2 separate regions of the Mus musculus genome follow, and region 2 is linked to region 1. A link is a contact called in ENCODE Hi-C or POLR2A ChIA-PET data. All regions are on one chromosome and are shown on one strand. The core of a region is the stretch at or near the end of the contact, and the rest is flanking DNA. Distances in the headings are between cores, read along the strand shown. Region 1 overlaps Plxnc1 (plexin C1). Region 2 holds the start of Plxnc1 (plexin C1).

Evidence for each region. A loop is a pair of places that touch in the nucleus more often than their neighbours do. ChIA-PET counts read pairs that join two places held with the same protein, here RNA polymerase II (POLR2A).
Region 2: a loop to region 1 is called in a map of left cerebral cortex, with 8 times the contacts of the local background. The contact joins the promoter of Plxnc1 here to the enhancer-like site in region 1. A Hi-C loop is called at or near these places in 5 of 37 maps with a recorded cell type or tissue (all left cerebral cortex). POLR2A ChIA-PET finds 5 or more read pairs at or near these places in 2 of 5 experiments (Patski and embryonic stem cell).

Annotation. Positions count from the first base shown.
Region 1 is chr10:94,903,549-94,906,397 of GRCm38, forward strand. All of the region lies in intron 4 of Plxnc1 (plexin C1), which reads right to left. Among named protein-coding and RNA genes, the nearest start is that of Plxnc1, 40 kb to the right of the region's middle. Within about 2 kb of position 1,446, at least 1 of the 3 ENCODE cell types and tissues checked has a DNase peak (open chromatin) inside an H3K27ac peak, as active enhancers do; it is left cerebral cortex, where a contact is called at or near this core.
Region 2 is chr10:94,943,371-94,946,349 of GRCm38, forward strand. Plxnc1 (plexin C1) reads right to left here and starts at 1,475. Exons shown (of 31, transcript NM_018797.3): 1 at 147-1,475. The coding sequence starts at 1,208.

The DNA.
Region 1 (2,849 bases), core at 196-2,695:
CTACATGAGCAAAGCAAACCCATGCTTTCTGTTTCAAAGGCAAGATCATCGGCCTCAGGTGCGCCCCAATATTGCCAGGCAACCATACTCTATTTTCTCTCTGTGTGTGTCCTTTACCTGAGCTCCTGTGTGCTTCCTGCTTCCCTTCCTCAGATTTCACGGCTCCCTCTCCCCGGGCTCACACAGACACCTGGCTCCTGCTGGTCTAAGGTCACAAAGAAGGTTCCGAGCAATATGGACATACCCTGAGGTCTGATCTATCTCTACGAGCTCTGGGGTCCACACTACTGTTTCCCTCCCATCCTGGACTGAGGCTACCCTCCCCACTGATGTGATTAGGTCATATTTTCTGTCATCTGCTGAAAGACAACACACCACAATATTCACCCTCCTTCCCCCCACCCCTCTCCTTCCTACCGGAATTTTCCCCAACAACACACACAAAAAAAGCTGGTAGGTGGAGTGTGATTGGGCACATGCGCGCGCGCGCCTGTTTGCGCTTGCTTACGGGAGGGTGTGGCCTCTCATTGAACTTAAGAGCTCATCAATTTGACTGGACTATCTGACCAGTGGACTTCCGGGGATCCTCCTGTCTCCGCTTCGCCAGCACTAGGATTACTGACATACACTAGCATGGCTGACATTTTCAGGTGCTGCAGATACAAACTCAGAGCCTCATGCGTTCAGAGCAGGCACTTTACAGACGGGCTGAGCCATCACCTCTTCAGCTCCAGACACCATTATTCTATGTATGTTAAAACAAAAACAAAACAAAACAAAACAAAACAAAACAAAACAAAACAAAACACCTTCTAAAGTTAGACTGGTGAGATAGCGTGGCAGGTGCTTTTACCTGTCAAGCTTGACAACCTGAGTTTGGTCCCTGGGGTCCATCTGGTAGAAGAGAGCAACTCCCATGAGCGGTCCTCTGACCTCCACACACACTATGGAACGTGCACTATCCCACTCCCAATTAAAATGTAATGAAAAACAAATAAACTTTAGAATCCTAAACTGTCTGGAGTCTACGTTTTGCCTCAGAATCGGCGACATATCTCCTCTACCGTTCCCCATAACACCCCCAAGGAGCTCCTCCACTCACTGCTCATTGTCCTTTTGTAGCTCCAGCACCCTTCCAAAAACGGGCCTCTGTCACAGTCATCGATCGCCCTGTCCTAGTCCAACGGATCCGTTTTCCTTTGACCTCCTTGGCAGGAGCTGGCACAGTACGTTGCTCTCTTCCCCCTTTCCCTTGCCTGGCAACACACTCCTTCCTTAAACGCTGTCTCTCCCCTTTCTGATCCTTCCTCATGTTTTCCCCACCCCTTCTGTTTCTAAACATCATAGTACTTGAGTGCTCTAGTACTTGAGTGCTCCCGTACTTCAGCACTCAGCTCTTGAACATCTCTTTCCAGCTAGCACCACCCCTGCCCCCTGCTCGGATACTATTAAGGCTTCTGAAAGGACCATCAAAATACAACCAACTCCAAAATTCTATTACCAACTTGGGCATCTCCCACCAACTCCTGACTGAAGCTTGTTAAACAAGTAGTCACGGCTATTTAAACACCACCACTGTCACCACCATCCATGAATGAACTCCTGTCCAGAGCTCTCCAAAGACACACAGAGATGCAACATAAATGGAATGGATCTTTAAAAAAAAAGAAAAGAAGAAAAAAAAAAGAACTACAGCAACCATATAATACTGGCTGTGATCAGTTAATTTCTTCAAGTCTACTCTTGGGCATGTGACAAGAAGAAAAGGCTCCTACCCCAATTACAATTATTCATGAGAATTTTCTTGGCCCTGTTTCTTTTGTCTGCCAGAGATTCTGAGGGAAGGAGCCCCCGCAAGGGGGTGCAGAGAGGAGGGCAGCCACAGTCCTAGCTCTTGCAGCAGCTAAGATTGTGACTTCCTCCATGAAGAACTCTTAATCCATTCCATCTCCATATTTTTAGTTTGTTTCCCGAGCCTCTCCCTTACATCATAATCACCCTCTCCATTCACGCTCCCTACCCCCCCCCCCGCACCCCCCCCCAGGAGCTCTCTAATTTACTTCTCTATCGCCCTTCATTCCCCCTACCGTCCCTTCGCTCTGCCCTCCGCCTTTCCCTACCTGCTCTGCTCTTTTTATTTTTATTTTTAATCTGTGTTCACCTTTAAAAAACAGAAAGCACCAATCTGACAGCCACTGCTATGTGGCTTGTTTTTTTCCCCCCTCTCATTCCTGCCTGAGCTGCAGTGAAGGCTCTTTCCTCCTTGCTTCTATAGCGAGAGCTGGAGTACTGGGTTACCATAGCAACAGTGAATCCAACCAGGCTGGTCCCAGCGACGATGCTAAGAACTGCCATGGAGAGGAAGCCGCTACAAGTCGCCCTTGAGCCTAGATGGGTCGCATACATCGTAATTCAAGACCAAGCTGGGCAGATTCTGCCTGGAGACTGAGATTGTACATCAGGCCCAGGGCTATATGGTGTGCAAGAAGACAATGCCATTAATAATAAGGCTTCCGCCGAGCGAGCAGAATACACGGCATGATGAGGATTCATTTGAAAAATTTCAAACGTTGCTATTCTTTTTATCGTCTCCAAGGGCGAACCTTTTGCCTCTCTCTGAAGTCTTGGCTAACTTGGTAGGAAATAAAAAGCAAACCCACCTGCACTAGCCTCTCCCGTCTCAAGTCACGGCCCAGACCGGGTGGCCCTGTGTAGCCTGGGTCAAATGACTTGATACTGACATGGCAAGAACCATCTTTAAGAATGAATTATGGTTACATCGTACATTGCAGTCCTGGAGAGCTCTGCTTCGTCACAGCGTGGAATGGATCATTAAAGTAGGGCAACAA
Region 2 (2,979 bases), core at 225-2,724, 40 kb after region 1:
CCGTCACCCTTTCTACACGCTCCCTTTGGGGACCCCAGACTGTGCTTTAGAGTAGCCTGCAATCTCGGCCAGTCGGTGGTGTAGTGAACCTGAGACTTGGTAAGTGTCACCCAAGACTCCATCTGAACCCCGGGGGCTGGACTTACGCAGTTGTGCTCAGTCGCTTGAAAGTCCCAGCTGCAGCTCCTGGCGTGCGCCTGGATCTCACTCATCCTGAAGAGGCAGAGAGCCGTGGTGGCGGGGGAGCGCCTCTCCTGGCCCTCTCCAGTGGCCGCGCTGAACACGCCGGCCCAGATGTCCACAGCCTCCACCAGGCTGGAGGAAAGCAGTAGGCGGCGGCCCTCAGGGTGGCCGTGGTCGCAGTCGAGGGCAGCCTGGCCCTGGAACAGCACCTCTGTGCTCTGCGCGATGCGCGCCATGCTGGGCCAGCCGGTGGCAGCGCCACTCGTGTAGTTGTAGGGATAGTAGGGGAAGTAGACACTGCCGTTCCAGAGAAAGGCGTCCACGAAGTGCAGGCTGCCCGCACTACCGCGCAGTTTCAGGCGGCCCAGCTCCTGCGTGGCCAGACTGCGCCCCTCCGTGTTCTTGAGCGCGATAGCCGTGTCGCGATCGGATGCTGCGGGGTTGCAGCGGTTCGCGGTCTCCGGCTCCGGCAGCACATAGGTGGCGGCCACCGCCAGGTACCAGAGGTCGGTGCCACTCGCGCGGTACACCACACCAGCCGTCGAACCCTGCGGGTGACATGACACCACCTCGGTGCCGTTGCGCAGGGAGCTGCGGTTCAGGTTGCCCAGGGGCCGCACCTCGCAGGCGCCCCGGTCGAAGGTCCAGCCGGTGAGCAGCAGCCCCTCGAGGCCGGTCGCCCCCTCGCGGTAGGGCAGCAGTAGCTTGCTGAAGCTGCTCCCGGGCCGGGGCCGCGCGGGGGGCGCCAACGAGACGGGCTCCGTGCAGTTGCCCGCTTGGTCCCGGTATAGGCGAGAGAGCCTGTTCTTCAGGCTGTAGTCCAGCTGGTCCAGGCAGCTGCCGCTCGCCACGAACACGCCGTCCGCCCGGCTCGCCGCGATGGCTCCGATGGCTTGCTCAGATCGCCACACCGGCTCGTCCGCGCCCCGGGCGGGCGCTGCCAGCGCCAGCAGATAGGCGATCAGGGGCAACGGTGCGGCGGGGTACGGGGGGCGCGGCGGCGTCTTCCTCCGGGAGACCTCCATGGGGCTAGGGGGGCCGCCCCCGGGCAGGGCGCGCGGCAGCTCGGGCAGCTCAGGCGCGCGGCGACGGAGACGCGGGCGGCGGTGGCGGCGGCGGCGGCTCCTGCGCGCGCTCGGGCTCCCGCGGCCGCCCCATCCCCGCGGCTCGGCCGGGAAGGAGTGCAGGGAGGACGGCGCGCGGCGGGCTCGCTCCGGCAGCCTGTGCCGCGGCGGCAAGCCCTGCGCGCTCCGGAGACGCTTCCTCCTCGTCCGCCTTCGCCGGAGAGTTCCTCTGTGCGGCGCGGGCGCTCGCGGGGAGGCGCGGAGGGGAAGGGAGGGGACGGGCGGAGGGGAGCGAGGCGGGCGGGGAGGGCTGGAGAGGTTGGGTGCGCTTGTGCGTTTCACTTTCCCATTGTGAAAGTGGGATGCAACTGGCCCCTTCCTCATCCTCTTCCTCCTCCGCCCTCCGCCTCTCGCCCGCCCTCCCTCCACGCCCATCTCCCCTCCCTTCTTGATTCGGTGAGATCGGGAGGAGGGAGGTCTCGTAATTTGGGTTACTGTGTAGGTGGCCTCTTTCATCTATTCATAACAAAGCTGAGCCGCCTGCCGCGGCCGCCGCGGCTGCCACCATCGCCCCTTGCTCGCCCCGGGTTCCCCCGGCGCCGGAACCGCGCACCGAGCTGGCTCCCGCGCTCCCCAGCCCGCGGGGCTGCTCCAACGCCCGGGTTTTGTTTACGAGAGCAGCCCCGGGCAAACGCGAGGCTCGCGGAGCCAGGACCCAGGGTCGAACGGGTTGCGGCGGAGGCCCAGGGCTTGAGCCCCTGGGAGGCTGCCAGGGCGGCTGACAGGTGTGGAGCGGCGGGAGGGGGGCCTGAGAGATGCGCCAGGGGGCTGGGGCCAAGCGGGAGGCGGCTGAGGGGGACCAAGACGCCCCTGTGACCGGGGGTGGGTTTCCCTCGGTCAGAGTGAGGTAGGAGAAAGGCGCCACACTCTCGTTGTGGACAATCCCTCGGGCCAGAGCTCTCATATTTGAAAAGGCTCCCTGGTCTCCCTTGGCAACGGAGTCCCAGGCTCTCAGATATAGCACTTAGAAAGTTCTGCTCACTATCTAACCCTAGTGACAAAAGCTAACATTTATTGAGAACTTGCTCCGTTCTGGGCATAGTTCTAAATGCACCATGTAGATTTTGATTCACTTGATGCTTGGGACAAACAGTATTAATTAGTGACTTGTATCAACCCTACTCGGCTTTTGAGAAAGGTCTTGGAGAAGCTATGGAACCTGCCCGGGTACAGCTGTTAGCAAATAGCACAGCAGAGATTCGAATCCACACCTCACACCGGAGCCTCTTACAGGTTTCTTGCTAGTCCAGTGCCACCTGTGGCCACTAAACTACACTCCCCAGAGAATAAAGGCAAAGGTACATTGGGCTCAGCAGCCAGGGCTCGCATCTCAAGAGTCCGGAGCTCTCTTATGTTTCTAGAGGGGCTCCCTCCACCACTTCATCCAGGTAGCAACTGTCAGCTGGGGTGCTCCCCCCTTCCCCCACCTCGCAAGCCACCGAGAATTTCTGGAACAGAAAGATCACTGTGCTCTGGGGAGCAGGCAAGCTCATGTTTTCTCAGAAGTGGGCTTCCCAGAGGCAAGCCTTGGTGCCTTCAACTCTGTGGTGAATGGAGAGGGAGCTAAAGACCCGTATGGGTCCTTAAGAAATGATCTGCATTCTTCCTAGATCTTCCTAGGACTGCAACTGGTTGCTGTGTGATCTTCTCTTCTTAGCTCCAAGTCAGCCAA